Linked DNA regions of Homo sapiens: region 1 is linked to region 2. A link is a loop called in an ENCODE intact Hi-C map of the cell type or tissue named here. Cell type or tissue: body of pancreas. All regions are shown on one strand. Each heading gives the region's core, and the rest is flanking DNA. Links, peaks and the distances in the headings are about the cores only. Region 1 has its middle 16 kb from the start of LINC01703. Region 2 overlaps LOC124904526 (a long non-coding RNA gene).

Region 1 (12,213 bases), core at 2,741-10,740, 620 kb after region 2:
CTCTCCCCAGCCCCTGCCAGGCCTGCTGGAAGTAGTGGCTGGAAAGAAATGGGGGCTTTGGGGTCAGGGAGCCTGTGTTCCAACTCCGGCTCCCCTTGCACTGGCTGTGTGGCTTTAGGCATGTGACTGAACCCCAAGAGCCACAGTTCATTCAGCAATAAAATGAGAGCTTCTGTCACCACTGCCTCTCCAGAGGCTGCTGTCGATTAATGGAATGTCATGGGTGATTGCATCGGGAATGGGGGGCGTCCAGTAAAGGCAGCTTCCTGCCCTAGGCTTCTTCCTGGTGCCCACTGGAACTGCAATTGGACCTGGCTGCCTCCGATTTACCGAGGCTCCATTTTATTTATTTATTTTTAAACTTATTTTAAAAGTAGAGATGGAGGCGGGTCTCCCTATGTTGCCCAGTCTGGTCTTGAACTCTTGGCCTCAAGCTATCCTCCTGCCTTGGCCTCCCAGGTGCTGACATTTTAGGTGTAAGCTACCGTTCCAGGCTGAATTTACTTTCTTTGAGACTGTGGCAGATGCGCTTGAAGCCAGCAGCAAAAGCAATGCCCATGGAGTGGTTTGGGCTGAAACTGTTCAGCCATTCATAGCTCAGCACCGTCTTGGTCTTCCATTACCAGTGGAAGGGTCCAGGGCTCCTGAGAGGCAGCTTGGCCCCATGCAATGGCTTCCTCCACTTCCACAATCCCCTCACCTGGCAGGGAGATAGTGAGCAAGCAAGAAGGGGATTAGCCTCCTGCCTGGGCAGGACCGTGGGGCACAAGGCAAGCTCCAGGCAGGGTTCTTCAGGACAGAGAGGGCAGCACAAACACCAGGCCCTGGCTTGAATATGTGTTTCACCACTTGCTGGCCAGCAACCCTGGGCAGTTCTCTTAACCTCTCCAAGTCTCAGTTATTTGGTCTGTAAAATGGGTATGATTACACCTGTCTCCCAGGGCTGCTGGGGAATGACAGTGTGTAAAGCCTAAGCACAGTGCTAGGTGCATCCCTGGCACCTGCCATAGTTAAGGGTGGGGGGCAGGGCTGGTGGGAAAACAGGATGGGGGAGAGAAAGAGAAGCAGAAGAGGAAAATGCTGGGGAAGGAGAATGCCCTGGGTTTTACAGGGTTCTGCAGTTTAGGGTCATTCTTCTACCCTCTCCCACCTTTGCTCAGGGCTTGGGCACATGCTCTTCCTTCTCCTCCTGTACACTCCTGCCCGCTATCCAGCAAGGCCTCTCCACCCTGAGGAAGCATCAGTTTAAAAACCACCTCTTCAGCTGGGCCTGATGGTGCATACCTGTTAGTCCCAGCTACTCAGGAGGCTGATGTGGGAGGATCACTTGAGCCCAGGAATTGGAGGCTGCAGTGAGCCGTGATCATGCCACTGCACTCCAGCCTGAGCAACAGAAGGAGACCCCATCTCTAAAAAACCACAAGAAAAACAAAACCCCACCTCCTTGAAGAGATCTTCCCTAGCAACCCCCACTCACCTCTAGAATAGATCCCTTCCACCCTGTTTTTCCTTCAGTGTGAGATTTCTAGATTTATTTGTCTGATTATTTGCCCCCAAGACCATCAGCTCCAGGAGGGCAAGGACTGTGTTCACTTTGCTCACTTCTGTATACAGCACCCAGCATCATGCCTGGCACAGAGTTTGGGAAGGGGACGATGATGATCCCTTGTCTGCACCTCAGAGAGGCAGCAGGGACTGTGGGCAGGGACCTCCAGGCCATAAGGAGCTGGAGGGAGTCCTAGAGGGTGGAGGGAGCGAAAGCAGGCCAGAGAGGCAAAGGGGCAGGAGACATGTGAGGGCATTCTAGGTGTGGGGAATGGCTTATGCCACTGTCCAGGTGCATGAACCTATCAGGGAGTTGGGGAAGACAAAACTCTTGGTAGTGGCTGTAGCAGAGCAATGGTGAAGGAGCCAGTCTGCCGCAGCCACTCTTCAGGACTTTGCTTTCCTGGGGCCAGGTTGCAAACAACCTTGAAGCTTGACCAGGGTATGTGGACCTTATCCTAATTTTTATGGGTTTTGTTTGTTTGTTTAATCAGAGACAGGGTCTCTCTATGTTGCCCTGTTTAGTTTCCAACTCCTAGACTCAAGAGTCCTCCTGCCTCAGCTCCCCAAAGTGCTGGGATTACAGGCATGAGCAGCCTGGCCTATTGGAGGTGGTGTGTGTTTGTTTGTTTGTTTGAGACAGAGTCTAGCTCTGTCGTCCAGGCTGGAGTGCAATGGCACCCTCTCAGCTCACTGCAACCTCTGCCTCCTGGGTTCAAGCAATTCTCCTGCCTCAGCCTCCTGAGTAGCTGGGACTACAGGTGCACACCACCACGCCCAGCTAATTTTTGTATTTTTAGTGGAGATGAGGTTTCATCATGTTGGCCAGGCTGGTCTTGAGCTCCTGACCTCAAGTGATCCGCTCGCCCCCGCCGCGGCCTCCCAAAGTGCTGGGATTACAGGTATGAGCCACTTTGCTTGGCCCCTATCCTAGGTTTTTAAGTAGGGAAGTAACATGATCAAGCTTGTCTTGCTCAGAGCTCCCCTCGGAGGAAAGGCTGGAGGAGGTGACTGAAGCTGTTGCCTTGAGGACCCAGTCTGGTCTCCAGCCTCAGTGCTTCAAGGACAGGGTCCTTGCTGTATAGAGCTACTGGTGATTCAGACACAATCCACCTTGTGTTGCCTGCGGCTGACCTCCACTGGCAGGTGCCCTCTCCCTCTACAGTGGAGGTGTATGCGCTCAGGCAATGCAGGCTCAGCCCAGCTGTGGTCCCCCTGGAGGCAGTGAGCCCTTTGAGAGGTCTGAGCCAGGGGTGGTGGTTCACACCTGTCATCCCAGCAGTTTGGAAGGCTGAGGCTGGAGGATTGCTTGAGGCCAGAAGTTTGAGACCAGCCTAGGGAACATAGCAAACCTATCTCTACAAAAAAAAAAAAAAAAAAAATTAGTCAGATGTGGTGGTGTGTTCCTGTAGTCCTACCTACTCAGGAGGCGGAGGTGGGAGGATTACTTGAGCCCAGGAGTCCGAGGCTGCAGTAAGCTAAGGTTGCATCATTGCACTCCAGCCTGGGCAACACAGCAAGACCCTGTCTCTAAGTAAATAAATAAATACATTTTTTTAAATTAAAAAAAAAAGAGAGGGAAATCCAAGCCAAATCCTCCAGGGGTCAAAGTCCTGCTGTCCTCCCCTGCTCTGCTCAACCCCAGCCTACCTCTGTGTGGGGTGGGGGTGTCGGGGGAACCCATGCCGCTGAGCAAGGAGCTCCCTCAGCTGGTCTATTAGTCAGGTGAGGCTAGGTTCTACCGCAGTAAATCAGCCCCAAACTTCAATGACTTCACACAACAAAGTATATTTCTCAATCATGTTATACGCTCAGTGCAGTGGAGAAAAGAGGATGGAAGGGCAGGGCTCTGTTCCACCTAGGGTCTCAGGGATCCAGGTTGCTAGAAGAGCCACCATCTAGACAATCACCAGTCACCATGGCATGGGAAGAGAGGGCATGGAGAACTTACACCTTTTGATCCAGTAGTGACACATGTAAACCAAAAAGTGACTGAGGCAGGTCTCAATTGATTAGAAGCTTATTTAACCATGATTGAGGATGCAAAAAAACCAACAAAACAAAAACAAGTCACAGAAGCATCTACAACCTGTGATTTTTCCAAGGAAGGTTTCAGGAACTTCAGTATTTGAAGGGGAAAGAGCAAGCAGAAGAGGAAAAAAAAAAAAAAAAAAACGGGGTAAGGGGGCTGGGCGTGGTGGCTCACGCCTGTAATCCCAGCACTTTGGGAGATCCAGGCAGGTGGAGCACCTGAGGCAAGGAGTTCGAGACCAGCCTGGCCAACATGGTGCAAACCTGTCTCTACTACAAATACAAAAATTAGCCAGGCATGGTGATGCATGCCTGTAATCCCAGCTATTTGTGAGGCTGAGGCATGAGAATCACTTGAACCCAGGAGGTGGAGGTTGCAGTAAGCCGAGATCGCTCCACTGCGCTCCTAGAAGGGTAGACAATGAGGCAAATGGATACAATCTTAGGTTCCTATTAGCCTTAGTGAATGTACCTTTTACATGTGAAACAGAGGACCAAGTCAATTATGCAAAGTCTTGGGGTAGGAGGAGGGATGATTTCTAGTCTTGTCCTTATCCTGTCCCTGTGAAGATAAGCTGATAATTGACATTGTCAGGGTGAAGTTTAACAGAACTTGATTTTAGAACTAGCTTATAGGGGAATGTGTATTCTGAAAGGTTTAGGGGCCCACAGGGAATTTCCTTGTGAACAATTTGGGAAATATGTAGCCTTCTATTGTTGTGGGAACCTGGCTTACGAATGAGGCTATGACACAGGATTGTGAAACTACCGCTATCTGTTTGGGAACAAAAGGAAGGCAGTTTTTCTGTGACTCAGTTCCCAAACTTAACTTTCCCTTTGGCATAGTGAGTTTGGGGTCCCAAGACTCTGTTTGCTTTCACATATAGGTCACACTTCCGATTATAGCCAATTGGCCAGCACTAGCCCACTGGCCAGCAGCCAGGGTTCTGGAAAGGTAGAAGAGCCCACGGGTACTCAGTGGGCAGTGACTGTCTGTTCAGCCAAGTGCAAGCCAGGTTGGAGAGCAGGTTGGCTCCTGCCTGGACATAGGAAGATGGATGACAAAGGATGCCCAGAAAGGTGTGGGCTCCTTCCCAGTTACCTCCAGCCTCCATCTGCTCTCTGATTCCTAGAGCACAGCTCAGAGAACATCAGTTCCACTTTCCCCCAGCTTACCCAAAATATAGCCCCTACCCATTCTGGCCTCAGCACAACGCTGCCTGATTTCTCTCCACTCTTTCTCCCCTCCCCTCCCCCTGCCCTCCCCATCTCCCCATACCTCCCAGCTCCAACCACACGAGGCTCCCCCTGCTCTGTAATATATACTTTATTTCCTTTACCCCTCCGGGAATGTTCTACCCCTCTCTGCTCACTAGAATCCCACCCATTCTTCCAAATCTAGCTCACTTATCACCTGGTCCATGAAGATTCTTCCCACAGAATATCCTCTGCTTCCTCTCACCTCACAGTCTCCTACAGATGAAATGCCCAGCCCACAGCTCCCCACTGAAGGGGCAGCCCCAGGCAGACCATGTGATCCCATTCCCTATCCCAGCCACAGTGAGGTGGATCCACACGGCCACTCTGTTGCCTGGGCAGTGGCCTATGAGGTGGGGCCTGGTGGGAAGGATGAGATGAGCTAGGTCTATCAAACTCTCTTTAGATAACTTTTTTTTTCTGGAGATAGGGTTTTGCTGTATCACCCAAGTTGGAGTGCTGTAGTGCAGTCAGGGCTCACTGCAGCCTTGAACTCCTGGGCTCAGGCAATCCTACCACTTCAGCCTCCAAAGAAGCTGGAACTATAGGCATGTGCTACCATGCCTGGCTAATTTTTTTAACTTTTTATAGAGACGGCGGGATCTTGCTTATGTTGCCCAGGCTGGTCTGGAACTCCTGGCCTCAAGCAACCTTCCCACCCCAGACTCCCAAAGTGCTGGGATTACAAGTGTAAGCCACTGTGCCAGCCAGCCAGTGTTTTCTTGCTGTGTCCTCAAAGAGAGAAAGGAACTAGTGAGCTCTCTGGGCCTTTCTTATAAGGTCACTAATCCCAGTCATGAGGACTTCACCCTCATCTCATCACTTCTCAAAGGGCCCACCTCATAATACCATCATTTGGGGATTAATCACCTCCTTTGAGAATGAAAGTTAAAAAAAAATTGGGGGTTAAAATTTCCACATACAAGCCAGTCATGGTGGCTCATGCCTATAACCCCAGCACTTTGGGAGGTGAGGTGGGAGGATTGCTTAAGCCCAGGGGTTCCAGACCAGCCTGGGCAACACAGGGAAACCCCATCTCTATAAAAAGTTTTAAAACTAGCCAGCTGTGGTGGCATGCCTGCAGTCCCAGCTACTTGTGAGGCTGAGGTGGGAGGATCACTTGAGTCTGAGAGGTTGAGGCTACAATAAGCCATGACCACATCACTGCACTCCAGCTTGGGTGACAGAGTGAAACCCCATCTCAAAGGAAAAAAAAATTTTTTCAACATATGGATTTGTAGGGGTGGCACAAACATTTAGACCATAGCACATCCAACTCTGTAATTCCTACCTCTGGGCTTTTTATGTAAGAGACAGACACACATAACTGGATTCAAGTTGACTTCATTTCACATAAGCAGTGTCTTCTTAAAGAACAACTTGTCAAATACAATTTTCATTCACTGACTTCCACACTGAGGGAGGATACTGGGTCCTAAACAATGTTTTCCTAAAATATTCTGTGCAAACCAGATTTTAACCAATGTAGTCATTGTTCTCCACTGACTTACTTTATGAATATTAATGATGACTTTTATATTCAGCGTTCACTTCGTGGTGACACCTAGCTAGTGTTTAGTTTTTCAAAAATTTCACTCCTTGGACCATTGGGTAATAACCAGCAAACAACAGGTAAGAGTCCCAAACTGCTGCTTGAAAGAGAAAAATCCCTTTGGAAGACCACGGTAATAACTACTACTAATGTGTGGGGGTTTTGTTTGTTTTTTGTTTTTGTTTTTGTTTTTGTTTTCAGAGGGAGTCTCGCTCTGTCGCCCAGGCTAGAGTGCAGTGGCACCATTTCGGCTCATTGCAACCTCCACCTCCCGGGTTCAAGCGACCCCAGACTCCCGAGTGGCTGCGATTACAAGCACCCGCCACCGCGCCCGGCTGCACTCTAGCCTGGGCAACAGTGCAAGAGTCCGTCTCAAAAAAAAAAAAAAAAGAGTAATAGACTGTATTTCCCGAAGTATATTCATGGCCTTGGATGTTGTTAACAAGCATTAAGATTTTAAAAGGGCCCGAGGTCAAACCATTTAGGAAGAATGCCTAATTCCCACAGTTAAGGCTCGGTGGGTGGGCGCATGCGCACAGGATCCTCGCCGTCAGGCACCTGCGGAACACACTTGGAAATCGCTTTTTCCGGAGGCCCAATTTCATTTCATTATACACCACACCACACTGTGCTGGGCTGTGGAGGAAGAACGGGAAGCAGTTTTGGTCCAGTCCTCCAGGACCTAGTTTTAGGAAGAGGGTGGCAAGGCAAAAAAAAAAAAGAAAAAAAGAAAAAAGAAAGCACAAATCCAATTACAGTTATGAGTTTATGACAAAGTTTCTATAAATGACGGACCGCATACAGACAGGGCCCCATAAGATTATGATGGAGCTGAAAAATTCCTATGGCCTAGTGATGTCATAGCCTTCTTAAGTCTTAGCGCAACCAATGCATTACTCACGTGTTTATGGTGACGCTGGTGTAAACAAACCTACTGCACTGCCAGTCATATAAAAGTATAGCAGAGGGGTCCCCAACCCGTGGATCAGTACTGGTCCATGGTCTGTTAGGAACCGGGCGGCACAGCAGGAGTTGAGCGGCGGGCCAGCCCCCAAAGAAAGCTTCATCAGTACTTACAGCCACTCCCCAACACTGGTTTTGCTGCCTGAGCTCCGCCTCCTGTCAGATCAGCAGAAGCATTAGATTTTCCTAGAATCGGAAACCTATTGTGAACTGCATATGCCAGGGATCTAGGTTGTGCACTCCTAATGAGAATCTAATGCCTCATCTGTCACTGTCTCCCATCACCCCCAGATGGGATGTCTAGTTGCAGGAAAACAAGCTCAGGGCTCCCACTGATTCTACATTATGGTGAATTGTATAATTACTTCATTATATATTACAATATAATAATAATAGAAATAAAGTGCACAACAAATGTAATGCACTTGAATCATCCTGAAACCATCCCTCCCCCTTACCCCAGTCTGTGGAAAAACTGTCTTCCACGAAACCAGAACCTGCTGTCAAAAAGGTTGGAGACCTCTGGTACAGCACATATAATTATGTACAGTACATAATACTTGATAATGACAACAAATGACGATGTTACTGGCTTATATGTTTACTATGCTATATTTTTTATTGTTATTTTAGAGTATAGACCTTCTACTTATAAAAAGAAAAACACATTAACTGTAAAACAGCCTTGGGCAGGTCCTTCGGGAGGAATCCAGAAGGCATTGTTATCATAGGAGATGCCAGCTCCCTGCATGTTATTGCCCTGGAAGACCTTCCAGTGGGACAAGATGTGGAGGTGGAAGATGGTGATGTTGATGGTCCTGACCCTGTGAAGGCCTAGGCTACTGTGTGTGTTTGTGTTTTAACAAAAGAGTTTAAAAACTAAAAAAAGCCGGGCATGGTGGCTCACACCTATAGTCCCAGCACTTTGGGAGGCTGAGGCGGGCAGACCACCTGAGGTCAGGAGTTCGAGACCAGCCTGACCAACATGATGAAACCCCGTCTCTACTAAAAATACAAAAATTAGCCGGGCAAGGTGACGCACGTCTGTAGTCCCAGCTACTTGGGAGGCTGAGGCAGGAGAATCACTTGAACCCGGGAGGTGGAAGTTACAGTGAGCCGAGATTGCACCGCCGCACTCCAGCCTGGGTGACAAGAGTGAGACTGTCTCAAAAAACAAAACAAAACAAAACAAAAAAAAGTAGTACATTATAAAAATAGAAAAAAGTGTATAGAATAAGGATATAAAGAAAGAAAATGTTTTTATACAGCTCTACAATGTATTTGTGTTTGACGCTAAGTGTTATTACAAGAGTCCAAAAGTTTAAATTTTTTTTAAGGGTCTCGCTGTGTCACCCAGGCTGGAGTGCAGTGGAGCAATCTTGGCTCACTGCAACCTCTGCCTCCCAGGTTCAAGTGATCCCCTAACCTCAGCCTCTCAAGTAGCTGAGACTATAGGTGTGCTTCACCACCCCAGCTAATTTTTGTATCTTTAGTAAAGGTGGGTTTTGTTTGTTTTGAGACAGAGTCTTGCTGTGTCACCCTGTCACCCGGGCACAATCACTGCTCACTGCAGCCTCAACCTCGTGGGCTCAATCGATCCTCTTGCCTCAGCCACCTGAGTAGCTGGGACTACAGGTGTACACCATCATGACCAGCTAATTTTGTTATTTTTTGTAGAGATGGGGTTTCACTATGTTGCTCAGGCTGATCTCAACCTCCTGGGCTCAAGTGATCTGCCTGCCTCGGCCTCCCAAAATGCTAGGATTACAGGCATGAGCCACTGTGCCTTGCCTAAGAAAATTTTAAGTCATTTTAGTGTACACTGTGTACAGTGTTATAACATCTACAGTAGTGTACAGTAATGTCCCAGGCCTTCACAGGCACTCACCACTCACTCACTGAGTCTCCCAGAGCAGCCTCCAGCCTTGCAAGCTCCATTCATGGTAAGTGCCCTATACAAGTGTACCATTTCGTTTTGCATTGTTGTTGTTGTTGTTGTTGTTTTAGAGGTGGCGTCTCACTATGTTGTCCAGACTGGAAAGCAGTTGCTATTTACAGGCACGATCATCACCCACTACAGCTTCAAACTCCTGAACTCAATCAGTTCTCCCACCTGTCTCCCTAATAGCTGGAACTACAGGCATAGGCCACTGCACCCGGCCGGGGATACCATTTTTTTCTCTTTTTTTAAATTTTTTTTTTTTTTTTTTTGAGACGGAGTCTCGCTCTGTCGCCCAGGCTGGAGTGCAATGGCGTGATCTCAGCTCACTGCAAGCTCCACCTCCCGGGTTCACGCCATTCTCCTGCCTCAGCCTCCTGAGTAGCTGGGACTACAGGAGCCTGCCACCTTGCCCGGCTAATTTTTTGTATTTTCAGTAGAGACGGGGTTTCACCGTGTTAGTCAGGATGGTCTCGATCTCCTGACCTCTTGATCCACCCGCCTTGGCCTCCCAAAGTGCTGGGATTACAGGCGTGAGCCACAGCGCCCGGCCTCTTTTTTAAATTTTTAATTTAATTTTTTTTGAGATGAAGTCTCGCTCTGCCACCCAGGCTGGAGTGCAGTGGTGTGATCTCAGCTCACTGCAACCTCCGTCTCCTGGGTTCAAGCAATTCTCCTGCCTCAGCCTCCTGAGTAGCTGGGACTACAGGTGCATGCCACCACACCCAGCTAATTTTTTTATTTTTAATAGAGATGGAGTTTCACCATGTTGGGCAGGCTGGTCTCGAACTCCTGACCTCAAGTGACTCACCCGCCTTGGCTTCCCAAAGTGCTGGGTTTACAGGTGTGAGCCATCATGCCTGGCCCATATTTTTTCTCTTTTATACCATATTTTCACCATACTTTTTCTCTGTTTAGATACACAAATACCTTTGTGTTACCAGTATTCAGCACAGTAACATGCTGTACAGGTTTGTAGCCCAGGAGCAATAGCCTACGCCGTGTAGCCCAGGTGTGTAGTAGCCTCTACCATCTAGGATTGTGTCAAGGACACTCTAGGATGTTAGCACAGAGACAAAATCACCTAATGACACATTTCTCAGAATATATCCCTGTTATTAAGTGATGCATGACTGTACTCAACACTGCTAGAAAGGCGAGTCCAGAGCAGGACTCATCAGAATGCAGCTGTCTTAGCTGAGAGAACTCAGTAACCTGCACAGCCCCACAAACCATGGATAAGAGGGAGGCTAGGGCCCGAGTTCACCTGTGTCCCAAGGAGAGACAGACTCTGTGGGGGTTGGCAAGAAGAGGAACTGGTCCTGGATGTGGGAAGGAAAGGGAGCCAGTGCTGCCCAGGCCCTGGAGCATACAAGAAGCAAAGGAGATGGCATATGCCTTCACTGGGAGCTGTTTTCCTTCAGTCTTATAATAAAAAGAAGAGTTCTGATGGTGGGATAGGTAAGGGGATAACTGCAAATGGGGAACACCGATTCAGAGGCAAATCCAAAGTACCAAATTGAAGCAATCAGAAGAGAACTTCCACAAGTTCCCACCACTGCCTCACGCACCGCCCTGCATCTGGGCCCAAGAATTCTGCTCTCCCTGTTGTACCTATGAGTGAACCCTCAACCCCCCGGCCAAGACTCCAGCTGTCCCTGTGCATGCCACCCAGCTCCCTCCCACTCAGGACTTCCGCTCCAGCCACTCTGGCCTCTCCGAGTCATCCCCATCAGCAGGACGCATGCTGCTATTCCTCCCAGCTATACAAGAGCCCTTCCTGTCACACCTCCTACTCCAGTCACCCCTCCCTTCTTCCTTTACAGCAAAACTCTGCTGATGAGTCCATTCCTGCGGATGAGTCCATTTCTGCTCTCTCCTGGACCTATTCCCATCAGGCTTGGCCCTCGCTGTTCCTCCAAAACTGCTCTTGCCAGCGTCACCATTGCTGAACTTGGTGTTCATCCCTTGTCCTCATTACTTGATCTTGCAGCAACATCCATCTGACCAGATGGCTCCCTTCATCCTGGTAACGCCCTCTTCCAGGAGCTTCCAGGACAACACACGTACCTGGTTTTCCTCCTACCTCTCAGACTGTTCCATCCCAGGCTTTTCTGCTGGTTCTTCCCCATATCACTGGCTTCTGCGTAAAGCAGTGCCCCAGAGTGCAATCTGTGAACTCCTCTTCTCTAGCCATACTCCCTCCCAAGATTGACGCTATCTAACAGAAATTTAATGTGAACCACATGTGTAATGCAAAATCATCTAGTAGCCACTTTTTTTTTTTTTTTTTTTTGAGATGGGGTCCCACTCTGTTGCCCAAGCTGGAGTACAGTGGCATGATCTTGGCTTGTTGCAACTCTCACCTCCCAGGTTCAAGCGATTTTCCACCTCAGCCTCCTGAGTAGCTGGCACTGCAGGCATGTACCACCACGCCCAGCTAATTTTTGTATTTCAGTAGAGACAGGGTTTCACCATGTTGGCCAGGCTGATCTCGAACTCCTGGACTCAAGCCATCCACCTGCCTTGGCCTCCCAAAGTGCTGGGATTACAGGCATGAGCCACCACACCCAGCCGCATTTTTTAAAAAGTAATAAGAAGGCCAGGCTCGGTGGGCTCACGCCTGTAATCCCAGCACTTTGGGAGGCCAAGGCAGGGGGATGGCTTGAGTCCAGGAGTTCGAGACCAGCCCGGCCAACATGGTGAAAGCCTGTCTCTACTAAAAATACAAAAAATTAGCTGGGCGTGGTGGTGAGTGCCTGTAATCCCAGCTACTCGAGAGGCTGAGGCACAAGAATCACTTGAACCCAGGAGGCAGAGGTTGCAGTGAGCCGAGATCACGCCACTGCACTCCAGCCTGGGCGACAGAGTGAGACTGTCTCAAAAAAAAAAAAAAAAGTAATAAGAAACGGTAAAATTATTATTA
Region 2 (12,213 bases), core at 1,560-9,559:
CCAAGGAAGCATTCTGATTGGGCCTAAAGTCGAGGAAACTCCCATTTCCAAAGTGCCTGCTGGGTCCTTGTCAGCCAAGGGAAGACCATCACATATCCATGAAGGTTCATTTTCAGTGTCGACTTGGCCATGGGATGCCCAGGCATTTGGTCAGACATGATTCTGGCATGGCTGTGAGGGTGTTTCTGGATGCAATTTGCCTTTGAATGGGCAGACGGAGAACAGCAGAACGTCCTCCCTGGTGTGGGTGGGCCTCGTCCAATCAGTTGAAGGCTTGCTAGAGCAAAAAGGCTGACGCTCCCACAGGTAGAAGGACATTACCTGCCTGACTGCTTGCGCTGGGACATCATTTTTTCTTGCCTTCAGACTTGCACTGAGACTTCAGCTCGTCTCACATCTTGAGCCTGCTGGTTTTTGGACTGGAGCTACACCATTGGCTGTCCAGGTCTTCAGCTTGCCAACTCACACTGCAGCCTCCATCATCAAGTGAGTCAATTCCTTATCACAAGTGTGTGTGTGTGTCTGAATATACTTGTATGTATATGTCTGAATGTTTATTTTCCCCCAAAGTTCACATGTTGAAATCCTAACTCCCAAGGTGATGGTGTGCATAAGTGGGGCCTCTAGGAGGTGAGGTTGTGAGGGTAAAGCCCACATGAATGGGATTAGTGCTGTTATGAAAAACATATGCACACCACATCCTCTTCGTTCTGCTTCTCTGGAAAGTCCAGACTAATCCAAACCAAAAGAGCAACATGAGGGGCCGGGCGCCGTGGCTGATGCCTCTAATCCCAGCACTTCAGGAGGCTGAGGCCAGGCGGGTTGCTTGAGTGCAGGAGTTCAAGACCAGCCTGGGCAACATAATGAAACCCTGTCTCCACCAAAATACAAAAAATTAGCCGGGCATGGTGGCACACACCTGTAATCCCAGCTACTCTGGAGGCTGAGGCACAAGAATTGCTTGAACCTGAGAGGCAGAGGTTGCAGTGAGCTGAGATTGCACCACAGCACTCCAGCCTGGGTGACAGAGTGAGACCATGAAAAAAAGAGAAAGAGAGAGAGAGAAGAAAAGCTACTTAAAATTGTCCCTGAGGTTGAAATGACTGTGTCAAATTGTTCATGGCAAAATGTCTTGTATTGTTCTCTATCCCTCCTATGTTCCAACTAAATGGGAATTTTCCATTCCCATTCCCTAATTTCTGTGCTCCGACAGTACTCTCTGCCTGGGGCGCCCTTCACCATTCACCCCCAGGGTTGCACTCAGATGCTACCTCCCGCATGAAGTCTTCCTCTGCACTCCCACACACCCTGCTTGTGTCTATTAGGAATCCTTCTGGCTGCAAGCAACAGAACCTCTGACTAGCAGTGACTTAAACAAAGAGTGGTTTATTTTTCCTTAAATAAGCATGGGGGTAGGTGGTTGCCGACATGAGTGTGGTGGCTCAGAGATGCCAGGTCTGGCTCTCTCAGATTCTTGACCTTCCCCTCATGATTACAAGATGGCTGCAGTTGCCCAGAGCATCATACACTCCCATCAAGTCCAAGGAAGAGAAGTGAGGGAGTGGAGCAGGGGAGAGCTTTCTCATTTGCCTTCCTCTTATCTGGGAGAAAAAAAAACCTTCCCAGGAGCTTCCAACAGATGTGCCCAAAACTAGGCCACAAGGCCCCCCTCACAGACCGAGGATGGATCTGCATTCCTGAGATCAAGGGAGCTCCACTGAGGCCTACACGAAATGGGGTTCTGGCAGCAGGGAAGAAGGGAAGGGGAGGCTTTTGAGGAGGCAGCTTCTCCCACATTGCCAGCTGTCCCTTTCCTATCTCCCGCTGTAGATCACAGGGCTGACCATAAAAGGCACTTAAAACATTCTGACTTCATTTTGATTACAGTCTGTGAGCCTCAAAAGGCCTTGAGCAGGAAGAGGTGTGTTCTGACATGCGGTTCACATGGCTCCCTCCGGCCACAGTGGGCTGTATGCAGGGCGAGAGAGGAGGAAGCGGGAGGCTGCTGCGGAGGTTCAGTGACAGGTGGAGGGAGGTTGACAGGACTTGGCAGCAAGGCTGGAAACAAGTGGAGCTCCGGGAGGACCATGCGGGAGGCAGATCCACGGGGCCCACTCACTTATGGGCAGGGGAGCCCAGGAGAGAGTAAAAACTGCCTGGGGATTAGAACAGAGGAGGAGTGTCAAGAGTTTGGTTTGGGTCATCTCGGATTTGAAATGCTGCAGGGCTGTCCTGGAGTCTTGTCCCCAGTGGGCAGGACAGTGGCTCTGGTGCTCAGGAGAGAGGACAGGGCTGAGACACTCCTTGGAGTCACTGGTGTGTTGATGGAGAAAAGGCAAGAGAAGACACGGGAGAGGACAGGCTTTCCCAGGGAGGCTGAGAGGTGGGTGAGGAACAAAGCCTTCAAAAGCACGGATAGCAGCTGGGCGCAGTGGCTCACGCCTGTAATCCCAGCACTTTGGGAGGCCGAGGCGGGTGGATCATTGAGGTCAGGAGTTCGAGACCAGCCTGGCCAAAATGGTGAAACCCCGTATCTACTAAAAATACAAAAATTATTTGGGCGTGGCGGCGGGCACCTGTAATCCCAGCTACTAAGGTGGCTGAGGCAGGAGAATCAGTTGAACCTGGGAGGTGGAGGCTGCACTGAGCCCAGATCGCCCCACTGCACTCCAGCCTGGGCAACAGAGCGAGACTCCATCAAAAAAAAAAAAAAAAAGCACCAATAGTGGGTGACAGCTCCAACAAGGAGACTGAGAAGGAGGCCCCCCAAAAAGAGAGGAGATGGCAGGGCAGGACAGCTCCCAAGCAAAGGGCTGACACAGCTTGGACTTTATAACTCACAGCGTTCTCATTCCTCTAATTCTGGTCTCCAAGAACCTACAGTAAATCCAAAATTTACTGAACTTCACTGTAAGTTCAGCTCTATGGATAGAACTTAGCTCTAAAAGGAAATATTTCAGCTGCTTCTCCTGAACCACAGTAGTCAGTGTGGTACACGCTTGAGCCTTTTAAACAGTCAGTCTTTGGAGAGAAGAAACTAATCTCAATATCTACCTTCTTTCAGTGTTGTAAGAACCGTCCCCAGTTCCTTAGGTTCCTCAACTGAGACTATTTCACAAATCTTTTATATACACAAGCCAACAGACACAGCTAATCCATTTTTGGATGAAAACATTTTGATTTGTGGTTCATGCAAATATTAATATATTCTGCCAGCCAGGCGTGTTGGCTCACGCCTGTAATCTCAGCACTCTGGGAGTCTAAGGCAAGAGGATCGCTTGAGCCCAGGAGTTTGAGACTAGCTGGTGCAACATAGTGAGAACCCATTTCTACAAAGTAAAGATAAATTAGCCAGGCATGTTGGTGTGCGCCTGGAGTCCCAGCTATTCGAGAGGCTGAGGCAGGAGGATCGCTTGAGCCTGGGAGGTTGAGGCTACAGTGATCTGAGATTACACTACTGCACGCCAGCCGGGGAGACAGAGCGAGACCCTGTCTCAAAAGTATAAATGTATGGCTGGGCATGATGGTTCACACCTGTAATCCCAGCACTTTGGCAGGCTGAAGAGGGCAGATCACTTGAGGTCAAGATTTCAAGACCAGCCTGGCCAACATGGTGACACCCTGTCTCTACAAATACAAAAATTAACTGAGTGTGTTGGTGTGCGCCTATAATCCCAGCTACTCAGGAGGCTGAGGCAGGAGAATCGCTTGAACCTGGGAGGCGGGGGTTGCAGTGAGGCAGGACTGACTACTGCACTCCAGCCTTGGTGACAGAGCGAGATTATGTCTCAAAAAAAAAAAAAAAAAAAGAAGTGGCCAGGTGCGGTGGCTCATGCCTGTAATCCCAGCACTTTGGGAGACTGAAGCAGGCGGATCACCTGAGGTTGGGAGTTTAAGACCAGCCTGGCCAACATAGAGAATCCCCATCTCTACTAAAAATACAAAATTAGCCGGGCGTGATGGCGTATGCCTGTAATCCCAGGTACTCGGGAGGCTGAGGTGGGAGAATCACTTGAACCCGGGAGGCGGCGGTTGTGGTGAGCCGAGATCGCGCCATTGCACTCCAGCCTGGGCAACAAGAGCAAAACTCCTCCATCTCAAAAAACAAAGAAGTATAAACATATTTATTACTGCCTACCAGACCATGGATCCAAGGTTTAGCACAGAGGCGTTGATGCACATCAGTGTGGCTTTCCAGAACTCCGCTTTCCCTAGCCTTGCTTTGGGGTGAAGATGAGGCCCTGGGGTGCCTGCCTCATAGCCACATCCACTGCTCCTTGCTGGGCAGCAAGGAGCTCAGGCAAGCAGGCTGGGTCCTGAGGTACGCGTGGTAATTCGTCTGAACCGATTAAGGGAATCTCTCCTCTTTGCAGATGAAGAGTAGTGGGATGGGGCCAGCTCTGCCTGAGATCTGAAAGTCACCAGGGGCCACAGAAAAGTTTCCTGCCTGAGAAGAACGGAAGGGATGCACAAGGAGGAAACCTCCTCCCGGGAGCTGAGGCAGTGACAGTGGCCCTGAGGAAAGGCAGGAACCTAGCGGTGGCATCCAAAACTGTGGAATTAACCAACCCGGGCCCTCGTACCTCAGGGTTGAGAGTCACGTGTGCTAATAAACCTGTAGGGTAAGACCTAAAATTTAAACCCAACACTATGTGCTGCCTTGATCTCTGCTCCAGTCGGAAGGGCCAGGTGTGACCGAGCTGCAAGTTCCCCTCCTCACTCTTTTCTCTCAGATAAGGCCCCCCAGCCAAACATCCCTCCTTACCCAGGGGACCAGGCAGGGCTCCTGCTCACCCACCAGCTGTGGGTTTCACTTCCTTACCAGCCTGTGGAATTACTTAAACAAGTCAATCATATTCTCCGGTGGGAACCAGGGGTCACCACACCCTCTTGCTACTACCACCAAGCCTGCCTCCCACAGCCCCTGCTGGCTCCCTCTGTTCCTGAGTGCAGTTCCCATGGGGCCCTGTGTGGGGCACTGTCCTCCTCCCCTGAGCTGTGAGTTCAGGTTACTAATAACCTGCTGTCAATCGCACCTGTCCAGTATCAGGTGCTGTGTGTTTGGCCATTGCTACAATCCCAGGGCAGGAATCCTTCTCTCATTAACAGGTGAATAGGAGGAAATTAAAACTGTTATTTACATAAGCTGCTTTAAGTCAGGTGTTATTTATGGCTGGACGCAACGTGTCATCTAAGCCCAGGTGCTCCTGTAATACCAGTTACTCCTACCCTGAATGTCTCCCACTTGTACTCGCTTGACACGGACTCAGGAAAGCATCAAGCCAGTGGGTTTATTTCCTGCACCCATAGCGTGACAGATCACAGAACCTGATCACCGTGTGGCACATCCATGAATCCAGGTAGCACTGGCACGGCTACTCTCAACAACTGTCCAGGAAATGAGAGGCCGTTCTGTTTCCTAAAGGGGCCAATATATTATTTTTATTTTCCCTCTGGAATACTTAAAAACAATTTGTATTGGTGGTTTTTTAAAGGGTTATATTTTCTACATTCTAAATGTGCAGAAGAACGTGCTTTCTGGCAGACAGGGAGTATGTCACACATTTTTATGTCTTCTGTGCCAGAACCTTAAAATCGTTTTCTTTTTAAAATCAGACTAAAACGTTCATTAGGACCTCTGAAGCTCCCTAGAAACCATGCAGTCTAATGTGGCATGTGCCGGGATTTCAGAGGACAGAGCAAAATGTTTCCAATTCTTTCCCAACCTCTCCAGCTCACCTCCTGTCTTGCCTCCACCCCACGGCTCATCTTCCAACCTTGCCCATTTACGGGGCCTGTTGCAGAACAGCCCATGCACTCTCACACCTGCAAACTGCTCGTTGCTCTGCCAGAAATACCTTTGCCCCTCTGATGCCCAAGAACACCTGCTCATTCTTAACAGCTCGTCTGTTAATTCCAGGTGAATTGACTTCTCCATCACCACCAAGCAGCTGACATTATTTCCCCATCTGTTTGTATATCATTCTGTATAATTTATTACACTCACATTGTAATTTTTGTTTTGTAAACCAATTTAAGCCAAATTGTTCACTGATCTACTTGTCTGCCTCCCCCTAAACACACATGGACTTAGGGACCAGGGCTCTATTTTAGAGGCAAGTAAATGCTTCTCCCTCTCCCTTGCCTTACAATTCTAGGGAAAGAAGTGTCATTCCATTCGTATCTGGGTGTTGAGGCCCTTGTGTATTTGTGATGGGGTTTATTATGGGAAGAGAACGTTAAGCTGATCTACCATCTTGGGTAAAATCTTTTCAAGCTCATTCACATAATTTACAAATTACTTGGAACTGGCTCCTGTCTGAATTCCAATTACCCTCCATCCTCCCCACACTTACAGCTTTCTCTAAGTGAGATTTGGCAGGGCAGGGGGACCGGCGGGGGAATGAGGCACCAACTCTGACCAGCTGCCTCTTTGAGCCGTCGCTGTCTGGCAGGGCTGGAGCTAATGATTTCTATGGTTACCCCAAATTATGAACTCTGATCGTTCTGCGATCCTTGGCCCTTTGACATGCCCCTTTTATAATCATGCTTTTTGAGTTTACAGTTCCAGCCCCATCCTTGCTGTTCAGTACCCACTCCTGCTACGTTAATCCACGAGGATTCCGGAAAGCAGCTCTGAAATTTGGAATTCCAACAATGCCTGCATTTGCTCATTTGGAGGCATTTCAAGCAGCTATTTTTATTCTTTGTTCACATCACCAGGTTTCAAGAAAGCACCCGAGACACTGTGCCATTAAGTGTTGAGTCAGGACAGGAGATCTGCAAGGCAAAAACAAATTCCCCTTCCATTTCCACCTGCTGTGCACACTCCCAGCTTCTGGACCCTTGCTGACCTACGCGTCTCAACATTTACAAGATAATCTGACACATGGGATTGATATCATGTGGAAAAAGTCTTTTCCCTTCTTTTGAAAACTTAGGAGAGCTAGAGAGCTTTGGGACTTGAACAGCTCCCAGTTAAGTTATAATAATAATAAATAATCTTTGGCAGTGGCTCATGCCTGTAATCCCAACACTTTGGGAAGCCAGAACAGGAGGATTGCTTGAGACCAGCCTGGACAACATAGCAAGACTACATCTCTAATTACATTTTTAAAAAGTAAAGCACTTTTTTTTTTTGAGATAGAATCTCGTTCTGTTGCCCAGGCTGGAGTGCAGTGGCATGATCTCAGCTCATTGCAACCTCCGCCTCCCGGGCTCAAGCGATTCTCCTGCCTCAGCCTCCTGAGTAGCTGGGATTACAAGCGCCCACCACCACGCCCTGATAATTTTTGTATTTTTAGCAGAGATGGGGTTTCACCATGTTGGCCAGGATAGTCTCAAACTCCTGACCTCAGGTGATCCGTCCATGGGTTTTCTCCATGTTGGCCAGGCTAGTCTGAAACTCCTGACCTCAGGTGATCCGTCCACCTTGGCCTCCCAAAGTGCTGGGATTACAGGCATGAGCCACTGCACCCAGCCACTTTTTTCATACTGACAAAAATTACTGGTACTTAACACTGGAGATTTGTATCTAACCATCCACTTCATGCCCCAGATTACTAGACAGAAAGTGGAATCATCTCCTTTAATCAAGCAAATTCCCGTCTCATAATGGGGCTGTGGGAATTTCTCTAGAGGACATCATTTAGGGAAAAACAAAGAAGGCAGCCACTTCCTTGGCCTTTGGGTATGTGCTCTTGCTTCTTGTGCCCTGAGAGTGAGACCCCTTTATAATCTGCAGCTCAGGAAAGAAATGTCTGGTCCATCAATTGACAACTTGTTAGGAAGCAATGCTAAATGAACGAAAAAATTAATTTCATTGAGTATAAACTCACCTTATTGGAGGAAATAGGCCTTATCTTCTAGGTAAATGCTTGCAATAAATGTAGACATGAATAATATCGTTGTTAAGAGGGAAGGAAAGTTGTATTCGAAACTTAATTCCACGTTTCAGGGAAACAGAATGAGACCGCAGTTAGTTAGCTGTCCAAGGCAGGTTCGGTTCTTTCGTTGGATTGTTCCCTGTGCTGCCCGTGGGGCCATTCACAGAAGGGAGCTACGACGGAGGGAGGCTCGCAGCCCCGCCAGCTGACATGCCCATAAATGGCTCCAGCACTGCTAGGCACGTTTAGAAGTGGGTCAGGATCTACTGAAGCTGAACGCAGGCATACGCTGTGACCCACCAACGCTATTCCTAGTCACACACCCAGAAGAAACACATCCATATGTTCACCAAAGACACATGCTAGAATATTCATAGCAGGACTACCCATAATAGCCCTAAGCTGGGAACTACGATATCACGAGGACAGACAATCCACCACTACACACACTACGGATGATCTCACATGCAATATTGGGAGAAAGGAACCAAGCACAAAATAGCAGGATTCCTTCACATCAAGCACAAACACAGCAACCTCGGGGGTCAGAAGTCAGGAGAGGGGTGATGCTGGGAGGGAGTGGCTGGAAGGAAACACGAGGGGGCTTCTGGGTCTTGACGTCTTTTCTCGCTTTGGGTGCTGTGCAAATGGGTGTAGTTTGTCAAGATAGTGAGCTGTATGCATACGTACACTTTTCTGTCCATATGTTTTACTTCAATAAAGTTTTTTTAAGGCTGAGCATGGTGGCTCATACCTGTAATCCCTGCATTTTGGGAGGCTGAGGTGGGAGGATTGAGCCCAGGAGTGAGACCAGCCCGGGCAACATGGCCAGACCCCATCTCTAAAATTAAAAAAAGTTTTTTTAAAAAAGCCAAAACGTGGTGGGCAATCCCAGCTGTGGAGGCTCCTGACAGCAGCCAGCCCTTTTGTGGGGCTTCAGTGGCCTCATCAGTGGGGCCCCATCTGTCCCAGGAGGCCTGCTCACCTCGGCTTCCCAGCTGGCTGCGACAGGACCTGTCTGTAGGGTTCCAACACTTCACCCAGCGGCAGGAGCTGTGGCAGGAAAGGCCCAACTCAACGCGACACATTTTTTGCAAACCAGCTTCCTGGCTTCTCAGACTCGTTTTTGTCTTGGGGGTCGGGAGTGATGACTTAAGAGCTATAATCATCCAAGGATAGACATCACTGTCATATCCCAGGTGACTTTTAAAAATGCTTTGAAGCATACATCTCCAATGCCTTTACCCACAGGAGTGGCCTTGCAATATTAAAATTGGTTCAACGCTGTGTTACTCCTCAGTCAGAGGCCTTTGCCATGAGAGCCTGTGGCCAAGGAGAAATGACAAATGAGTGGTTCTTTCTAGCTTGTTCACAGAGAGACGCCTTGAACTTCACCCACATAACCCCTCCATACTAGTGTCTGCAGCTGTCAGTGTGGTGACAGAGGCTATCTCGCACTCTATGATACTGTCACTGTCAGCTGGGCCACCTGGGTGGGGAGCCTCAGCCAGATACCCCCAGCATATTGAAACCATAGAAGCTGGAGCTGGAATGACCTTTGAAGACCTAAACACCTCACTTTACAGCTGAGAGGAGAGAAGGCTAAAATACAACTCCCGGACTCAGTGCCCAGGTGCCACGGTGTCCTTGCCCACACTGCCCAGGGCTAGGGTAGCAATCTCATGACAATAAGCTCCAAAAGTTACTGGGAACTGAGGGGCTTCACAAATCTTTTCAGCATATAGTCTCTTAGGGTCTGGCCTCTTTGCCATAACACAATGGGATTCAGCCTAGAATGAAAACATCCAAGAATACAGAAGGCTGGGTCAGCTCATGACTGCAGTGGCAAAATGCATTCCCCTACAGCCCCTTTCCGCTGTACACCAAGGGCTTCTCAGTTGAAAAGGAGAGGAGAGGTAACAGACATTCAGTCTATTTAGAAATGAGGCTGGCAAAAAAGGAGGTGACAAGTTACTCTGGTTCAGTTGATGAACCTTCTTTTCACCTGAGCCTTCTTTTCACCTCCCTGACATCAGAGAATGAAAACAAAGACATCATACAGAAAAGTGTGGCCATTAAAAGGATCACACCCTTTACACTAATGTGCCAGCAAGCTCCTCACAAACCACAGACTCCCAGATATTCTTAGCTGAAAGGCACCTGCCTCTAGGGACCTCCAGTGAGGGGCAGGATGGTCACAAAGTGAGAACACCAAGTCCTTTTTTTTTTTTTTTTTTTTTTTTGTAGAGACGGGATTTCGTCATGTCACCCAGGCTGGTCTTGAACTCCTGGACTCAAGCAATCCGCCCACCCCTCCCAAAATGCTGGGATTACAGACATGAGCCACCATGCCCGGCCTGAGAACACTAAGTCTTATGTCTGTCTTCAGCTCTTCAAAGCCCCAAAGCACTTGCACCATTGTGTAGTTTTGCAGTGGTCCCAGTACTGGTTCCTGCAGTAAGTACGCTTAATACTAAAATGCACAGGGCATTTGGTCCTGGAGGAAAATAGCACGTACATGCAGCTCGTTCATTTACCAACAGGCTGTTCACTGGCTTTGGACGCCTCCAATGAAGAGGTCACCAAGCTTTCCGTCATAGAGGAGCAGCAGCATTCAGGGAAAGGATGGCGGATCGCAAAACACTCCCCTTGGTGACAGGCTGAAATGCAGAAGGACCAGTATAGAACGCTCCTCAAGCTTTTAGAACTGAGCGTATTTTAAGGTCAGAATCACAACCAAGACAAAAGAATGCAACTCTTTTCATGTCGTATACCTTTGGTAAATTAAGAGCAACTGGTAAAATAAATACAAATCTCATTTGAATTAAGTATTTCATGTTTTTATTTCAAAAGAAAAAAGGATACCAAGAAGCAGAAGAATGAAGCAGTTAAAACCAGCAAAGCTGCAAAGTAGGAAAGAAAGCTGAGGGAGAGATTGATCCGATTTCAACGATGTGGCCACTTAATGCAAACACAGGGGTCTGATGCTGCAAACCTAAGTCACATGAGTCCAGTGACTTCAGCAGGTCCACTGATCCACCACAGTGACAGGGCCAGGCCCCTTCCTGCTGAATCCTAACTTTACACATTCTAGACACATGTCATGCACATACAGGTTACACTTTATGGTTACATGAAATTGCATGCAATTCACACAGAGAATCATTTTGAAGGCACTGTATTTTGCAGCAGGAGCTGCTACTTTCTGGCAAGTCCTTCCTAGGTTGGCTCACAAGTGGTCCTCCTTTTTATTTATTCCTATATGAAACTTTGGTCCAAAAATCAGGTGCAGTCTGATCCTACCCTCCCAGCTGTTTTAGTTTCATGTCTCACCTTCTCTTCCACGTTCCCTTCTTAAACGTAGATGTCAAGCTTAGAAGATGTTTCCTGACAATGAGATCCTGTTTAATTCAGATTTTCAAACAACTTGAGTCAAGCAAGCAGGAGCTTATAGTATGTTGATTTAAAACAAGTTGTTACCAGTTTCCCTTACCCTTGAATTCGGCAAGGCCCATTAATTCACAAATTCCATGATAAGATACATGAGGTTCTGTATGCATAGTAAATGATTTCTAGTTACAATTAAAATACAGCCTTGTATATGTTTAAGTCAACCTTAACTTTTAAAACATGACTTCAGTATACGCAACCTTAGGCTCACTTCCAGATTATAAAGTCCCATTCATGGGGTGCAAATGTTTACATTGTTAGCAAAGAAAATAGCTCTGCATAATCTTTTGACATACATGCACACTTCTAGTTCTAAAATTCAGAGCAAAGCAAGATGACAAGAGATTCCAATTCCAGCATATATTATGAAAGGTTATGGACTGTGACTATCCATCCTTTTGGACCATAAGAAATTCACTTTTAAATTTTTTCTACTGTGCTGTTCTACTATATACTTTTGGTCTATCAACTTGGTAGGCCTGAAAAAAAAAAGTATTTAACCTTCTAAATCTCATAATAGAAATTATGTACGTTGTTCTTTAACCAGAAAGGTTCACTGCTGACTCCCCCACCTCTCAAAAAACAAACAAACAAACAAACACCACCAAAGCTTTCCGCCATTCATGCACATGCTTATTCTGACCCCAACCCCATCCCTACAAAGGGGCAGCAGACAGCACAATAGTCAAGGACAAGGTTTTTATTTATTTATTTATTTATTATTTATTTATTTATTTTTTAAGGAGACAGGCCTCGCTATGTTGCCCAGGCTGGCCTCCAACTTTGGGCTCAAGTGATCCTTCTGCCTCAGCCCCCCGAGTCGCTGTGCCTAGGAGCACGCACCACCACACCTGGCTTAAGTAGAAGGTTCTGAAAT

Evidence for each region. Hi-C counts contacts between places; a loop is a spot of excess contacts. Peaks named below come from ENCODE experiments on the same cell type or tissue, not always from the same donor. Only the 100,000 strongest peaks of a DNase experiment are listed, where the experiment ranks them.
Region 1: it touches region 2 in a loop (7-fold over the local background); 1 of 110 quality-filtered maps calls a loop at or near these places.

What each region holds. Positions count from the first base shown.
Region 1 is chr1:226,093,796-226,106,008 of GRCh38, forward strand. No RefSeq gene overlaps it. Among named protein-coding and RNA genes, the nearest start is that of LINC01703, 16 kb to the left of the region's middle. In body of pancreas, for the core only: a CTCF peak has its summit at 6,837; a DNase peak (open chromatin) is centred at 6,926; H3K4me3 peaks cover 1,188 bases; H3K27ac peaks cover 443 bases.
Region 2 is chr1:225,476,125-225,488,337 of GRCh38, forward strand. It overlaps LOC124904526 (a long non-coding RNA gene), which reads left to right. Exons shown (of 2, transcript XR_007066903.1): 1 at 1-486; 2 at 10,430-10,710. It overlaps ENAH (ENAH actin regulator), which reads right to left. Exons shown (of 14, transcript NM_018212.6): 14 at 10,705-12,213. Among named protein-coding and RNA genes, the nearest start is that of LINC02765, 14 kb to the left of the region's middle. In body of pancreas, for the core only: a CTCF peak has its summit at 4,973; a DNase peak (open chromatin) is centred at 5,007; H3K27ac peaks cover 585 bases.